2 separate regions of the Homo sapiens genome follow, and region 1 is linked to region 2. The links are chromatin loops, found by intact Hi-C in ENCODE. Cell type or tissue: GM12878. All regions are shown on one strand. Links, peaks and the distances in the headings refer to the core of each region. The heading gives the core; the rest is flanking DNA.

Evidence for each region. Peaks named below come from ENCODE experiments on the same cell type or tissue, not always from the same donor. Only the 100,000 strongest peaks of a DNase experiment are listed, where the experiment ranks them.
Region 1: it touches region 2 in a loop (2.2-fold over the local background); 8 of 110 quality-filtered maps call a loop at or near these places.

Annotation. Positions count from the first base shown.
Region 1 is chr5:142,415,542-142,424,234 of GRCh38, forward strand. The region is part of intron 3 of SPRY4-AS1 (SPRY4 antisense RNA 1); the gene reads left to right. Among named protein-coding and RNA genes, the nearest start is that of SPRY4-AS1, 95 kb to the left of the region's middle. In GM12878, for the core only: no CTCF peak of the experiment used is centred there; a DNase peak (open chromatin) is centred at 4,170.
Region 2 is chr5:142,160,371-142,169,063 of GRCh38, forward strand. All of the region lies in intron 2 of LOC107986455 (a long non-coding RNA gene), which reads right to left. LOC124901096 (a long non-coding RNA gene) reads left to right here and starts at 3,204. Exons shown (of 2, transcript XR_007058978.1): 1 at 3,204-3,593; 2 at 3,871-8,017. In GM12878, for the core only: no CTCF peak of the experiment used is centred there; no DNase peak of the experiment used is centred there; H3K27me3 peaks cover 160 bases.

The DNA.
Region 1 (8,693 bases), core at 451-8,450, 260 kb after region 2:
TATATTTGTGCCTGTGAATTTACATATTGAATTAGATATTTTATTATAAACTCATTTCCTTTCACTTCTTTATAATTCAATTATGGCATTAAATTAATTTTTTATCGTGTGTAGCTGGTTATATATTAGCAACATGATGAGATTAAAAACATTGAGCTGAGTGAAAAAAGATTGGAATGACATCTATAAAATACCACTTATTAAAATATTAGCATTTTATAATTAAAAGTTTTGGAAACCTACATACATATTAACTATACACATCTTACAAGAACACGTAGGGAAAGATGCACATTACACACATTAGGATAGCTGCCTGAGGGAAGAAGAAAATGGGAGTAGGGAATGAGTTAGAACAGGAGATAATGACATCACAGGAGAGCAGCCTTGCTCAGCCCATCAAGGAGTAGACTTCATCCCCTGCCCTGGAGCTCGGTTAAAAAAGAAAATATTTTGGCTAGGCACGGTGGCTCACTCCTGTAATCCCAGCACTTTGGGAGGCTGAGGCGGGTGGATCACGAGGTCAGGAGATCGAGACCATCCTGGCTAACAGTGAAACCCCGTGTCTACTAAAAAATACAAAAAATTAGTCGGGCGTGGTGGTGGGCGCCTGTAGTCCCAGCTACTTGGGAGGCTGAGGCAGGAGAATGACGTGAACCTGGGAGGCGGAGCTTGCAGTGAGCTGAGATCGCGCCACTGCACTCCAGCCCGGGTGACAGAGCGAGACTCTGCCTCAAAAAAAAAAAAAAAAGTGTGTGTACATATATGTATTTTTAAATATTATTAAATTTAATTATATATTTTATATAAAATATAATTTTATACAATATAATATATATTTTATATAAAATATAATTTTATACAATATAATATATATTTTATATAAAATATAATTTTATACAATATAATATATATTTTATATAAAATATAATTTTATATAATATAATATATATTTTATATATATATAAAATTGCTGTAGTCCTAGCAACTTGGGAGGGTGAGGTGGGGGAAAAATGGCTTAAGCCTGGGAAGTCAAGTCTGCAATGAGTTGTGATTGTGCCACTGCACTCTAGCCCGAGTGACAGAGCGAGACCCTGTCTCAAAAAAATAATAGTAATAAATAAAGTTACATACCTAGGAAGGTGAAAGCAGCAGGCAGCCTCATAGGCAGGGCAGGAGGAGGAGGACCTAGGCATTGCTCTGCAACACTCCCAATATCACCAAGGGGCAGAGCAAGAGAAAAGCGAGCAAACAGACTTGTATATAAGTATTCATAGCAGCTTTGTCATAGCCAAGACCCATAAACAACACAAATGTCCACTTGCGGATGAATGGGTAAACAAATTGTGATATATCCAAAATGCCCCAGGGTGGTATTTCCCCTCCGAGAACCCAAAATCCAAATTTCTTTTGAAAATTATTTTATTTTTATTTTTATTTTTTTGAGATGGAGTTTCTCTCTTATTGCCCAGGCCGGAGTGCAATGGCGTGATCTTGGCTCACCGAAACCTCCACTTCCCTGGTTCAAGTGATTCTCCTTCCTCATACTCCCAAGTAGCTGAGATTACAGGCATGTGCCACCACACCCAGCTAATTTTGTTTTTTTAGTAGAGACAGGGTTTCACCATGTTGGTCAGGCTTGTCTTGAACTCTTGACCTCAGGTGATCTGCCTGCCTCGGCCTCCCAAAGTGCTGGGATTACAGGTGTGAGCCACTGTGCCCGGCCTTTTTTTTTTTTTCTTTTTTCTTTTTTTTTTTTTTCTGAGACGGAGTCTCGCTGTATTGTGGAGGCCAGAGTGCGGTGGCACGATCTTGGCTAACTACAACCACTGCCTCCTGGGTTCAAGCGATTCTCCTGCCTCAGCCTCACAAGTAGCTGGGATTACAGGTGTGCCCCACCATGCCCGGCTAATTTTTGTATTTTTAGTAGAGATTGGGTTTTGACATGTTGGCCAGGCTGGTCTTGAACTCCTGACTTCAAGTGGTCTACCTGCCTCGGCCACCCAAAGTGCTGGAATTGCACCTGTGAGCCACTGCACCTGGCCTTCTTCATAGATTTTTTTTTTTTGAGACGGAGTTTCATTCTTGTTGCCCAGGCTACAGTGCAATGGTGTAATCTGGGCTCACTGCAACCTCTGCCCCCCTGGGTTCAAGTGATTCTCCTGTCTCAGCCTCCTGAGTAGCTGGGATTACAGGCACCTGCCACTACGCCTGGCTAATTTTTGGTATTTTTAGTAGAGACAGGGTTTCACCATGTGGGCCAGGCTAGTCTCGAACTCCTGATCGTGATCCACCCACTTCCACCTCCCAAAGTGCTGGCATTACAGGCATGAACCACTGTGCCTGGCCAGATTTTTAAGTGTATGATATGGTATTGCTATCTATAGGTACAGTGTGATACAGCAGATCTCTAGGACTTAATCTTGCATAATTGAAACTTTATACTGTACCCATTGATTAGCGACTACAAATTTCCCTTTTGCCCCAGCCCCTGGTAACCCCATTCTCCTCTGATTCCATGAGTTCAGCAATTTTAGATCTCTCCTATAAATAGAATCATGCAGTATTTGTCCTTCTCTGACGGGCTTATTTCACTTGGCACAGTGTCCTTCAAGTTCATCCATGTTGTCATGTATTGCAGGGTTTTCTTCTCTTTTTAAGGCTGAATAGTATTCTGTTATATGTATATACCACATTTTAAAAATCATTCATCTTTGGATGACATTTAGGTTGTTTCCAAATCTTACCTATTGTGAATAAGTGCTGTAATGAACATGGAGTGCAGTTAGCTCTTTCACATCCTAATTTTAATTATTTTAAATAAATAACCAGAAGTGGGATTGCTGGATCATGTAGTAGTCCTATTTTTAATTTTTTAAGGAATTTCCGTACTTTTTTCCATAGTAGTTCCACCATTTTGTACTCTTACTAATAGTGTACCAAGGTTCCAATTTCTCCACATCCTCATCAATGCTTGTTGTCTTTTACAATTTATTTTTGTTTTCTTAAATAATAGCCATCCTGACAGGCTTTTAGTAGTATCTCATTGTGGTTTCATTTTGCATTTCCCTGATGATTAGTGATGTTGAGCATGTTTTCATACACCTGTTGGCCATTCATATGTTTCCTTTGGCAAAACATCTATTTGAGTCCTTTGCCCCCTTTTTTTTTTTTTTTTTGTAGAGATGGGGTCTTGCAATGTTGCACAGGCTGGTCTTGTGTATATACATTTATGTTGACCTTTTATTCCTCGTAGTAACCTTATGAAATAGATACTAATTATTATCTATTTTTAGATGAGGAAAATGGGACATGAAGAGGTTAAATAGGTTGTTAAAAATCACATGCAGGTAAATGGCAGAACTGAGGTTTATAAACCTAGATGGTCTGGTTTTGGAGTTCCTGCTCCTAACTGTTGCACCATATTGCCTCCCAACGTTTAAAAATTAGGAGCTTTCAGCTGGGCGCAGTGGCTCATGCCTGTAATCCCAGCACTTTGGGAGACTGAGGCGGGTGGATCACCTGAGGTCAGGAGTTTGAAACCAGCCTGAACAACATGGTGAAACCCTGTCTCTACTAAAAATACAAAAATTAGCTGGCTGTTGTGGCATCTGCCTGTAATCCCAGCTATAAAAGAGACTGAGGCAGGAGAATTGCTTGAACCCAGGAGGCGGAGGTTGCAGGAAGCTGAGATCGCACCATTTGCACTCCAGCCTGGGCAACAAGAGCGAAACTCCATCTCAAAAATAAATAAATAAATAAAAATTAGGAGATTTCCTGTCAAACCGTGGAGAGCTGGCTTCTCTTGAAAAATCAGAAAAAGAGAGGACACTGGGCCATATCCCCTGAGGTCACAATTGGCTCGTGCTGCATCAGGCCAGTCCCTTAGCGAGGTGGTGTTCTCTGGCTCACCCCCAGCCCCACCAGTCCCCCACTTCCCTGACTCTGAGTTCCTGTTCACTTGACCCAGTTCCTACACTCGTTTGTACCAACAGACACTTTAGTCTTCAACCCCTGGGTTAAGGTTGTATGATAATATTTATAGATATGAATATTTATACAAAGAATATTTATGCAAGCACCAGGCACTTTTGTTCTGAGAGAGGAAGTGTTTTCTTCCCCATTTTATGTGTGAGTAACTGAAGCATGGTGAGGGCCCGTACTCGCATGAGTAACAGAGACAGGGTTTGAACTGTGCAGTGCTTTCAGCTGTATTATCTCCCCTTCCTTTGTGGTCTGGGGGTTCCTGCATCCTGTTAAAGATTCTAGGCTGGGCGTGGTGGTTCACACCTGTAATCCCAGCACTTTGGGAGGCCGAGGTGGGCAGATCACCTGAGGTCAGGAGTTCAAGACCAGCCTGGCCACATAGTGAAACCCCATCTCTACTAAAAATGCGAAACTAAGCTGAGCATGGTGGTGTGCACCTGTAATCCCAGCTACTCGGGAGGCTGAGGCAGGAGAATCACTTGAAACTGGGAGCAGAGGTTGCAGTTAGCCGAGAGTGCACCACTGCACTCCAGCCTGGGGAACAGAGTGAGACTCTGTCTCAAAAAAAAAAAAAAAAAAAAAGATTCTAGGGGTAAAGTTGATCATTAGAGCAGATGAAATTTCGGTACTGAAGGAACCACATGTGAAGAAGCCGTACGAACAGCTCACTTCTGTTTTTGTCTATGCACTGAGTAGATTCTAGCCTTAGAGAGCATAGTCAGCTCTCTAGAACTATTTATTGAATGAAAAATAGACCAGGAAGAGTCACCTGTTGAGAGTCTCATAAAGAGGAGAGAAATCTGACAAAATTTCAAACAGCGAATCAGTACCTAGTAGAAATTAAAAAATTTTATTTACTGAATTTTTTTTAATAACTGGAGGAAATGCCCTGTTTGTTTTTTTTTTCTAGCTAGTATTAAGGATTTTTTGTTTTTGTAAGAAAATGATACAATTCTGGCCCATTTCTCAAGCAAGTTTATTTTAAAATTCCCACAATTCTCTTTAAGTGTTTTGGGAGTTGGAGCAAGTGATAACAAAAGCAGCTGAGAAATGAGGCTTTGGCCTGGTTATTGTCTAACCAGGTGGGTTGAGGTCCCTGAACTTTAAGAAGCTTTTGTGCTTCCAGCTGTACCAGGGGGATTAGTGGCTTAGTCCTACCTCATGGGAGCACATTTTATTGTTACTTCTCATAGAGCTGAAACCATAATGTTATGGTTTTTTATACAGCACCATCTGCTTCAGGCTCTCGACATGCTTAGAGTGTTTCCCCTCACTCCCCCTTCAAGTTTCTCCCTCCACATAAGTTCAGTATCTGGAAGAGTGAATTCACTTTGGGCATAGCAACAGATGTGCATGGTAATATGTAAAATGCAGTCGGTTAGTTACCAATCAGTCATGTGGTCATCAAATGTTTAATGCAGACAAGGCAGTGTGCTAGACTGCTGTGATGGAAACAAAGTTAAGTAAAATGTGGTTTTTGCTTTACGGGACCTAGTGGGGGCATATTATACAAAGACATACAAAAGGTTTAATAGCTGTAGGAAATAAAAAAGTTAATGAACATAAGTAGAAGAGAGTATATGCAGCTCATCATTAATTTCCAAATGAAGGCTGCAGTTGTTAAGTGCTATAGGAAGTCAGTGTTCTCTTTGATAAAGTTCCTTCTTGAGAAGCAAAGTCCAGAATGAATGTGCACAATGCAATTAGAGGGACACTTTGACAGGAACAAAGCTGCTTGTGTAAATGCAAGGTCTCTCTTCAGCATGGTCCGGAAATTCATTCTGTAACAAAGAACTGTAATTCCAAGTCAATGACACCTTCTAAATCCTCTCAGACTATGCCCAAAATTATAGAGAAGGAATGGCGAGTCAATTCCGTTCAGTCAGAACTGGATAGCTGTGTACTTTGCTCAAATGCCTGGGATCTAATGGAGATGGGACAGCAGCCAGGAGATAAAGCAAGTCAATACAGGCCTGGGAGAACTCTGATGCTGGAGCAGATAATGAGGAAGGGGCCAGGATTTGAAAGCGTGACCTCTAAGTCTTCCTGTGTAATGAACGGAATATAATGGAGGGCTGAGATCTGAGACCCTAGTGCACCTGTGTCTGTGGCTACCTGGTCAACAGCCTGGCTTTATCCCTAGATAACTTGGATGAGTGCTGTGGGAACTTGACAACCTTCAGGCTACCATTACTGCTTACTGAAAAGAGTAGAAGGCAAGAAATTTCCTCTAAAGGAAATAGGTGTGGGGCTTCGTGGTTAAGAACTTGAACTTTCATGTCAGGACCTAGCTTCCCCACTCACCAGCTGTGTGGCCTTGAGCAAGTCACTTACCCTTTCTGAGTCTCAGATTTATCACCTGAAAAATGGGAGAAAAAATGATATTACCTACCCTGTTGTGTTATTGTAAGGGTTAAGTAAGACAAGGGATTCAAAAGGCACTTAGCAGTGTATATGGCTCATGTGAGATCACAATAAATTATATGTTATTGTTATTAAAGATGATGAGGCAGGAGGATTGCTTGAGGCTAGGAGTTAGAGACCAACCTGGGCCCTCAGCTAAAAAAAAAAAAAAAAAAAAAAAAAAAATTAGCTGGGTGTGGCAGTACATACCTGTAAGTCCTAGCTAGTGGGGAGACTGAGGTGGAAGGATCCCTTGAGCCCAGGAGTTTGAGGTTACACTGAGCTAAGATTGCACTGCTGCACTCTAGCCTGGGCAACAGAGCAAGACCCTATTCCTCAAAAAAAAAAAAAAAAAAGAGTCATGAGGATAAATATTTTTAAATTACTATTTCCTTGTAGAAGTTCAGGAACTGGCTTAGAGACAAAGCAGGAATTATTCCACTCTTCCCCTAGGTTCTCCATGAGCAACCTTTGAGAAGATAGCTAACTCATGTTAGTGTTATAGTAACTCATGGTAGAGGGTGGGATGAGGTTTTATAGCAGGGCCCTCACTTCTAAAATCCAAACTTACATAAAGCTAAAAGGGCAGCTCTCTGAAGGCATAGGTGCAAGACTGCTGCTGAGGGACCAGAATATTTTTATTTCTCTCCCCTTAGAAAATCTTAGAGCAGTGCTTCTTAAGCTCTGACATGCAGATGAGTCAGAGCTTAAGAAGCACTGCTCTAAGACATGAACCTGAGATTCTGCACTTCTAACAAGCTCCCAGATGATGCCAATGCTACTGGCCCTCAGACTACATTTTAAGTAGCAAAGTCCTAAAAGGCCTTGGGTCATTTAGTCTAGTGGCATGACTGAACCCTCTCTATGACTTTCCTGAAAATGCTAATTCAGTTTTTTATTGAAAACCTGCAGTGATGACAAGCTCCCTACATGCCAGGCAGCCTTTTCTGTTTCCAGATGGCAGGCATGATAGGAAGTCTTTTTACTGAGCCGATGCTCACCTCCATATGACACCCATCCATTGGTTCTGGTTTATGACTTTGGCAAGGGGTGGGCGTTACACAGGTGATGCCTAATCCCGAGGCTCTGAACGCTGGTTTTGGTCTTCTACGGGGGTTGTCTGTGGATGGGCTTTGGCAGTGGTGGTGGAGGGGCAGCAATCCCCTAAAAATGTTTGTAGAATTTGGTTTCCATGTACAATTCCCTGCGGAGAGTTCCCATAGCTTTCAACAGTTTTTCAAGAGAGTCTGTTGGCTGTAGAAGATTAAAAAGCATTGGATTCCTCATGGAATGCCATATCCCTCACAGATCTTCTGTTTGGAAGGCTAGACCTTCTCAAGTTTTTGGATCTCTTGTTTATCTGAGTCTCTCTTTTTTTTTTTTTTTTTTGAGACGGAGTCTCGCACTGTCACCTGGGCTGGAATGCAGTGGCACGATCTCGGCTCACTGCAACCTCCGCCTCCTGGGTTCAAGCAATTCTCCTGCCTCAGCCTCCCAAGTAGCTGGGATTATAGGTGCCCACCACCATGCCCAGCTAATTTTTTGTATTTTTAGTAGAGATGGGGTTTCATTATATTGGCCAGGCTGGTCTCAAACTCCTTACCTCATGATCCACCCGCCACCTCGGCTTCCCAAAGTGCTGGGATTACAGGCGTGAGCCATCGCGCCTGGCCCTGAGTCTCTTTTATTTATTTATTTTTACATAAGTCTCCATGGAACATGGTTTCAGGGATCCTCGTAATCCTGATAGTTTTTCCTAGTATGTCTGTATCCCTCTAATTTTGGTACCCAGAATCATGTACAAGCTAAAAAGCCACCTGACCAGCAGGAAGGGTAAGCTGTCTGTCTTTCATTTGACCCGAGGCTTCTTTCAGTTCTTCCTAAAAGTGTAATATCTGCTTTGGAAACCTTGGTACACTTAATAGTGCTGTCAGTTTGGAATGTTTATGTTGCAGATTAAAAAAAAAATTTAAACAGAATTCGTTGGTGTATTTACAGGGCTGGGGGCAGCAGGGTAGCAGTGTCTTCAGGTGAGACTTAATCCAAAGGCTCAGATTCCTTTATCAAAGATCCAGCTTTCTTTTTCCTTCTTTCTTTTTGAGACAGGGTCTCACTCCATCACCCAATCACCCAGGCTGGAGTGCAGTAGCAAAATCTTGGCTCACTGCAGTCTCCATCTCCCAGGCTCAAGTGATCCTCCTGCTTCAGCCTCCCGAGTAGCTGGGACTACGGGTACATGCTACCATGCTTGGCTAATGTTCTTGATTTTTTTTTTTTTTAAGAGTTAAAGTCTCATTACATTG
Region 2 (8,693 bases), core at 441-8,440:
GGTTTTAGTCTGGGAGGAGATTGGTAGGAGACAAAGTGCTTTCCTGTCCAAGAAATCTTAATATGTAATGTTTTTCTGCTTCGTTTGCATAGTGATGGAAGAAGCTTTTTACACTTTTCAAGCTTGCTGCTAACTTAATTTTCACCAGAAGGGCACTTTTAAAGATGTTCGTAAAACCAAATGCCCTCAAAGGAGAGATTACTGCCACTTGAAGAGGCCACCCCCAAAAGGGCCAAAAGGATGGGGGAACATCTCAGGGTGCTATGTGGCCAGGACCTAGAAAACCAGCTGCCAAGGGGACTTGTGACTGTTAGCCTAGGGCTTGAGCCCTCGCTCCCCATTTACTGGCTGTGTAATCTTGGGTCATTTGCATGTCCTATCCAAGCTTTGGTTTTCTAATCTGTGTGCTGGAATATTTTCTCACAGGGCCATTTTTAGGGAGGTAAAGTGCCCAGCATCTAGCAAACAGCTCTTCACAGCTGATCAGCTATAGTATTGGGTCTAAGGGCAGGACATGAAAAGCCCAAACCTATAATTCAAACCGAGGGAATTCATTTCCTTTTCAGGACCGTATAGCTCTCATAAACCCTGCCTTTCCTCATTCCTTCTTTCCTAAATGTCATTAGGCCATCCCTGATAAATCAGATCATTCTTATCCTCCTAAATTCCTGCAGCCCAGATGAGAATATGATTTACTATTGCTTTTCTGGTAATATTATCATATGTTTATGTGGGAACTTATATACATGTTCATTTGATCTTCACAGATTACTATAAAAGGGATTATTTTGCGTTCTTTACCACCAAGCAACCAAAGCCTCCCTCCCCCGGCAAATAATTTTCCAACACTCACTAACATCAAAACACTCTACAGATTCAATAAACTTTGATTCTCATTTCCTTTCCTGAGTTCTATAGGCTGAAACTCTGGCCTCTTTTTTGCTTAGTCCATTTGTATTACATTACAAGACTTGCCGTATACTATCTTTGTATGGATTTAGGTATTCGAAGCAGCCTTTGAACTTCTTATCCTTTGCTTTGTTTCTTTCTGCACTGGCCTTACATTCTCTGCTCTTTTCCCTGCCCTTTCCATGTCTTCTTTGCCGCCCTCTCGACACCTCCCCCTTCCCCTACGTTTCCAGTGCTGCTTAGATCACTCTTGTTACTTCTCTGTCCTAAATTCCTACACAACTGTAGATAGGGCCATTTTCTCAGTGGCCGCTCTCCCTTTCCTTTCTCCAAATCTTAACCCTGGGCCATTTGAACCCTAGTTACTTCTTTTTTTTGTTTTGTTTTGGTTTTTTGGTTTGTTTGTTTTGAGACGAAGTCTCACTCTTGTCCCCAGGCTGGAGTGCAATGGCGTGATCTTGACTCACTGCAACCTCCGACTCCTGGGTTCACGTGGTTCTCCTGCCTCAGCCTCCCGAGTAGCTGGGATTACAGGCGCCTGCCACCGTGCCCGGCTAACTTTTGTATTTTTAGTAGAGATGGGGGTTTCACCATGTTGGTGAGGCTGGTCTCGAACTCCTGACCTCAGGTGATCTGCCCGCCTTGGCCTCCCAAAGTGCTAGGATTACAGGCGTGAGCTACCGCGCCCGGCCTAACCCTAGTTGCTTTCTATCTTCCCATTCCATCTAGCCGCATCCAACAAGAAAACCACATGCCTGCTTTCTCTTCCTGAAGCTCTCCAAGGAACGTTCCTGTATGCCCCTGGATAGATGGTTCCAGCCTGTGTCTGTGCCCCCCAACCCAGTCCTGCCAATCCAAGCCTGCCCAGATAGGGCCTGCCTGTTTTCCCCTTTATTGGGGGATCTGGGGAGCTTTTCACAGTGGTGGCATTTGTCACAGTGTTCACAGGCTCACCTCTTCATGCCCCTTCAGTACTAGTTTGGCTTGGCCATTAAACAGAAAGCATTGGGGTGTCCTCTGCTCTTTGTTCTCTCTCACTATATAGATCACCTCCAATGGCATCTGCATGAATCTATGACAACTCTCGGGCCTCCATGGAGAAGCACCTGGCTAGTCCCAAATTTCATAATCCTTCTGATGCTTCTGAATTACCTTCCACAAAACACTAGGATTCTATAAACTTTTAATTGGAATTTTATCTTTTAAAAACAGCCTTAATCATGTAATAAGATGTATTTTCAAATATGTGTTCAATTGTGTGGTTATTTGTGATCTCATTTACAGACATGAACAAATACTAAAACAATATATAAATAAATTTACTCAGAGTATTTGGGATCTCAGATTTTGTTTTACAAAAAGGGTTCTGCAGCTGAAAAAAAAATGGCTTGAAAACCACTGCCCTAAGTAAACACTCATCTCTTACTTTGCCTAAAACTGTTAGACCGTTATACATTTTTTTTCCTCCGTCAATCTTACAGGGGTTTCAAAATGCCCTGATTTTGCAAAACTTATGAGCACATCTAAAAAGTCACTTTCTAAGCCTACTATCTCCAAAAATCAACTGTTTGTTCTTTTTCAGACTTGTTTTTGTGAATTTATTATTTTTACATAGGTAGTACTAGCATACTGGCACAGCCCAGTGAGATGAGGTCTCTTAAGCCATTCTGTTTATATCAGATGTTAAATTTTTTAAATAGTCTTTGCTGCAGTGTAGATTATCTTGTCTTTTTCTGCTTTTCAGCTCGTTCTGACAAATGCCCCATGATGTTTTTGTTTTTGTTTTTTGAGACTGAGTTTCACTCTTGTTGCCCAGGCTGGAATGCAATGGTGCCTTCTCGGCTCACTGCAACCTCCACTTCCCTGGTTCAAGTGATTCTTCTGCCTCAGTCTCCCGTGTAGCTGGGATTATAGGCGCCCGTCACCACACTCGGCTAATTTTTATATGTTTAGTAGAGACGGAGCTTCACCATTTTGGCCAGGTTGGTCTCGAACTCCTGACCTCAAGCGATCCGCCCTCCTCGGCCTCCCCAAGTGCTGGGATTACAGGTGTGAGCCACCACAACTGGCCTCGATGATTTTTTTTTTTTTTTTTTTTGAGAAGGAGTTTCGCTCTGTCGTCCAGGCTGGAGTGCAGTGGCGCAATCTCGGCTCACTGCAAGCTCCGCCTCCCGAGTTCACGCCATTCTCCTGCCTCAGCCTCCTGAGTAGCTGGGACTACAGGCGCCCGCTACCACACTCGGCTAATTTTTTGTATTTTTAGTAGAGACGGGGTTTCACCGTGGTCTCAATCTCCTGACCTCGTGATCCGCCCGCCTCGGCGTCCCAAAGTGCTAGGATTACAGGCTTGAGCCACCGCGCCCAGCCGATGATGGTGTTTTTAAAGCCAACTTCTAATACCTCTTTTTTCCATTGCTTCATTGCCAAGAGGAATAATTAGACTGTTGCAACAATTATGACAAAGGCGTCCTATACCCTTGGTCTTCTTTCATCCATAGGGCATCCAGAAGAGACCTGGTTTCTCTGTTGATTGGAAGTTCACATCAAATTCCTTGACCCTGGGATTAAACCTACAGTAAACATGTGTATTTTTGTGTTGCAGATGCGTATCATAGATGGATAGTAATGAATACCATTTATTGAGCATTTATCATGTGCGAAGTACTCTGCTTTCTTCTTCACAGGTAGATTTAATCATCTCCCCAACCCTTTGAGGTAGGGAATACTGTGATCCTTGTTGTATATTTTTAAAAAAATGGAGACTCATGTTAACTGACTTGCCCCTTACCGTCCTTAAGTGGGGAGGCTGGGATTAATTTGGTTTGTGTTGTTAGAGCATGAACTCTTTAACAACAATAGAACACTCATCATCTTTCCTGTGTGTGCACCTGCTTCCATTTCTTTTTATTCTCCTGTCCCTTCTTGATCTACACTTTAACACATTCCTTTCTCTTCCCACAGGATTCCCTTTATTGAAGGTGGGAATGAGGGGGATTCTGGACTGCAGGCACAGGACATCTGCCCTCCCACAGCAGCCTGAGATGTTTTCTTCTTTGTGCATGTTCCCCATGAAGTGGGCTCATACCCCTCCATCAGTGTGCCTCCCCACCTCACCTGGAGCGTGGCTTCAGTGCCCCCACCGCCACCCCCAGCTTGTACTGCAGGGTTTTTTTTTATCCTTTCTCTAAGCCAGTGAGATAGGCACAGCTGATAGTATGAACCTTTCTAGCTAAGAGTCAGATCAAGTGCTGGACAGAGACATGACAAGTTCTCTCAATTAAGCAAAATGGTATCTCGAGACAGGATTTCAATTCTAATTTCATATTAATAGCTTACATTTATTCAACATTTATTGTGTTCAAGTGCTGCTACAGTCCTTTTCACGCAGAATCTTTTAACCCTCCAGAATTGAACAGCAACAGCGCTATTATCCCTATTTTACACTAAAGGAGCTGGCTCCCAGAGAGGTCAGGTCACCCGGTGGACGGAGCAAGAATCCAAATCAAGGCATTCTTGACCACTAACCAATACTTCTCCCCCTACCATCATCCCTGCCCCCACCCCTTTTTATTTTACAAAGTTAACCCGTGTTTATTATGGAACATCTTAACTCTGATTTTTAGAAATCTGCCTTCTGTCAATAGCGCAAAATAGAGTGTTTCATTAGCCTCTTAAAATGCCAGCAATTGTAATGTATACAGATGTGAACCTTCATGGGAAGAGCGTGTCTTTATGTTAGAGAAGAGTGAGTAAAGCTGCCCAGTTGAGGTCATATATATTGACTTATCTGCAGGAAATATTCATTTAGATTTGAGAAGTTATGATTGTTATCAGTCTCATCCTTTAAATTTAACTTTTATTTTTTATACTCAATATTTAGATCAAAATCTGTTGCAAATCTGAAAGGAAGCTATAATCATTTACTGTTATCAATATACCTTTCTAGTAGCCTTATACATAAATGCTCGAATCTAGTCCTTCTCACACTTTAATATGCCTACAAACTACCTGGGAAGCTTAATAAAATGCAGGTAATAGTTTAGGAGGTCTAGGCTGGGGCTTGTGATTCTGCATTTGTAAAAACTTCCCAGGTGATGACCAAACTGCCTGGCCAGAATCAAATTTTCATGAGCAAGTCTCTAATCCACATTAATATTCAAGAAAAAAAAATTAAATTCAAAAGTACAACTTTACAGCCTGGGCCTGATGGCTCACATCTGTAATCCCAGCACTTTGGGAGGCCGAGGTGGGCAGATCACCTGAGGTCAGGAGTTCGAAACCAGCCCGGCCAACATGGTGAAACCCCATCTCTACTAAAAATACAAAAATTAGTTGGGCATGGTGGCACACGTTTGTAGTCCCAGCTACTTGGGAAGCTCAGGCAGGAGAAACTTGAACCCAGGAGGTAGAGTTCGCAGTGAGTAGAGATCACACTGCTGCACTCCAAAGTGAGACTCCATCTCAAAAAAAAAAAAAAAAAAGTAGAACTTTACAAACACTACAGTGCATTTTCTAGAAAATTTTTTCTAGGCCGGGCGCGGTGGCTCACGCCTGTAATCCCAGCACTTTGGGAGGCAGAGGTGGGTGGATCACGAGGTCAGGAGATCAAGACCATCCTGGCTAACACGGTGAAACCCCGTCTCTACTAAAAATACAAAAAAAATTAGCCGGGCGTAGTGGCGGGAGCCTGTAGTCCCAGCTACTCAGGATGCTGAAGCAGAAGAATGGCCTGAACCCGGCAGGCAGAGCTTGCAGTGAGCCGAGATTGTGCCACTGCACTCCAGCCTGGGCGACAGAGCCAGACTCCGACTCAAAAAAAAAAAAAAAAGAAAAAGAAAAATTTTTCTAAATCTCCATTGTTAAGAGATCACTGTGAGGTAGGGTAGGGAGTGTGGGGAAAGATTGGGGCCCCCAGGTTTGAAGATCAGCTTGGTCTTGCCTGTGTGCATGTATCTGATAAAATGCAGGAAAAGTTTGTCTCTTCCCCACCCTCACTTCCACCCACTGTGAGGCTTGCTCATGTCCAGATTGGGCTCAGGATGGCAGTTGTGGATGCTCAGAGCACAAAAGGCTTCTTGTTTGCCCAAGGGCCTATCAGTGTTTAAATAGAACTGGCGGAAGCACAAGCACACCGTATCAGCAGCTTATCAGGGACCATGGTTTTCCACGTACATTTGCTAGGCACTTCAGTTTACCCAACTCCATCAGCACTGAGTTAAATTGCAAGGTTGGGCTGTACTACGCTGAGCCAGGGCAGGGAGAACAAGCCAGTTACTGGGGATGAGGGTGTCGGGGGGGCCCTCAAGACCTTATTTGCATTCTGCCCACATAGAGAATAAAGCTGTGATAGCCTGTGTACTAAGAGGCACCCAAAGAGAACCAGTCAGTCTTAGGAATGCACCCGGAAGGTGGGATGAGTCCAGGCCTCCCTATGGTGGAAGTAGTTGGAGATACCTCTTGTTACCCTGGTTTTCCATCTTAGTTTACCAGGTGTATAGTCAGTGCGGGTTATGGTTAAAGGAGGTGTCAATTGGGGGCCTGTTAATGTCTTAAAATTGTATGCAATTTTGGGGTTTGCAAATGCGTCTGCGTGCATATTTCTCTGGCAGCTGACCTATGAATCAAAGGACTAAATGTTCTTGTACTATTCGGGCTGCATCTTCTTTGAGGGTAATCTTCAGGGCAGATACATGGGTAGCCTACTTTAGAAATGAGGCCTTTGCAATTATAATCACTCCTACTTTCTAAGCACTTGCTATATGCCAGGTGCTGTGCTAAATGCTTTATAAATGTTATCACATTTAATTCTCAGAAAATCTTATGAGATAGGAATTTTTATTTCTAAAAGAGTTATAATTTGCCCATGATCACAGAGCTAAGTAAATGATAGAGCTATGATCGGAACTTCAACTTTCTGATTCCATGTCTGTTAGCACTGTGGAAGGCTGTCTTTGGCATTTTAATATACTTATCAAGTGTTTCATATACATTGGTTAATTTGTCCAACTGCCACAGAGTGGGATGGGTGGCTCTTTTTCCTAAACTGTAGCCATCTTTTCCCCAAAGTGTAGCCTTCATGAATTTTGCCCTATTTATATATCACCTATGCTATTAAGTTACCTACCATTTAAAATTTTTAATTAAATGTGTTATTTCTTACCCTCATTCCTAAATAATAGCCATGGAAAAACCATTGATGTGCTAATTTTTTTCTTGAATCCACACTAAAATAACTACATAACCATTAAAATGAAAAATGCATTAGCCAGGTGTGGTGGTGCGTGCCTGTAGCCTCAGCTACTCGGGTGGCAGAGGAGAAGAATCGCTTGAACCTGGAAGGCGGAGGTTGCAGTGAGCCGAGATTTGCACCGCTGTACTCCAGCCTGGGCAACAGAGGGAGACTTCATCTCAAAAAAAAAAAAAAAAAAAGCTATGTTTTAATACTACTTAATATCATGTAGAGTGCCATCAGTGTATTGGTGCCATGCTTTAAAAAACCCTAATATGTGATTTAAAGACTACATGTCTATATTGCAGCAGAATTGTGGGTAAACTAAAATACCCCCTCATGCCACCCACCCCAGACAGCCCTTCTGGCACAGGGACAGGCTAGGGTCATGGAGAGTGGTGCTAAGAGCATCAGAGAGGAGGCTGGGTTTGACTCCAGGGAAGGCACTCTTATGGTGGAGGCCATGCCCTGTATCTTTCAGGACCTGTTTTAGTTGCTCTAATGAGGCAATGATGCCAAGAAAAAGAATGTTGCTTAGCCCTCCTTGAGGGGGTTGAAGGATTCCAGCGACTGGGGCAAGAATCTGTGTTCTGTGTGCTCTTGCTGAAAGGATATTGCTGGGATATTGAGGGTTGTGGATGAAGTAACCTTCCAGGGGCAGAATTGTGCAGTAAGGTCCCTCAGCCTAGGATGAAAAAGGCCTCTAACGAAAAGCCCACTTGTTCATGTTTCCGTTTTAACTAAATGTTCCTCTCTAAATTCCATACCCTCTGGGGCATAAGCTGAAGGAAAATTTGGAATCTTATTATCTGAAATTGTACGTGCATTTGACCTATATTGCTATGTCTTTAATAAAAGCATCTGAGGAATAGTTCCTAATTTATTGACTCTCGGTTACTCCAAAATATGCCAAGACCCTCAGTAACGAAGCATCCTCATTATCCTCCCCAATAAAATTGCATTTTACATATTAAACTTTTTAATCTTGGACCTTAACCAACTTTATAATTTGACAATCCCTCTAACCAGCAAGTTAGATAAAGAAGAGCAACATACTCATGCTCTGGAGAATGTAATCCTGGAGTCTGTCTTCTTTCACTTGCCTGGGTAAATCAGAGAGGGGGAAAGGTTATTTTTGAGCACCAGCTGTAGTAGGATCTCTCTGATTAGGGCCACCTGTATCAGAAAAGTGACATTTGTCTGCTGCGCAGCTGAGCTGGTGTCTTGATAGTCCCAGAGACAGCTATTGCCTCCCTATAGTCTGTTACTATTTCACTAAGAAAAAAAAAAGAAAAGAAAAAGGAAAAAAAAGGCTGCTTTTGGACTGGGCTGGGTGGGCTGGGCTGGGCATTTAGCATTCCGACTGTCCTCATCCTTGTGTTCAGCAGTGGCTGACCCGTGACACTCTTCTGGGGACTGCAATAGTGTGGTCCAGAAAACAAAATTCTGATGCAGTTCTAATCTTCCTCTATTGTCAGGTGCAGTTCTAATCTTCCTCTATTGTCAGGAATGACAATATGACACGGCCTGGCCAAGAACTCCCAGATATGGTGGT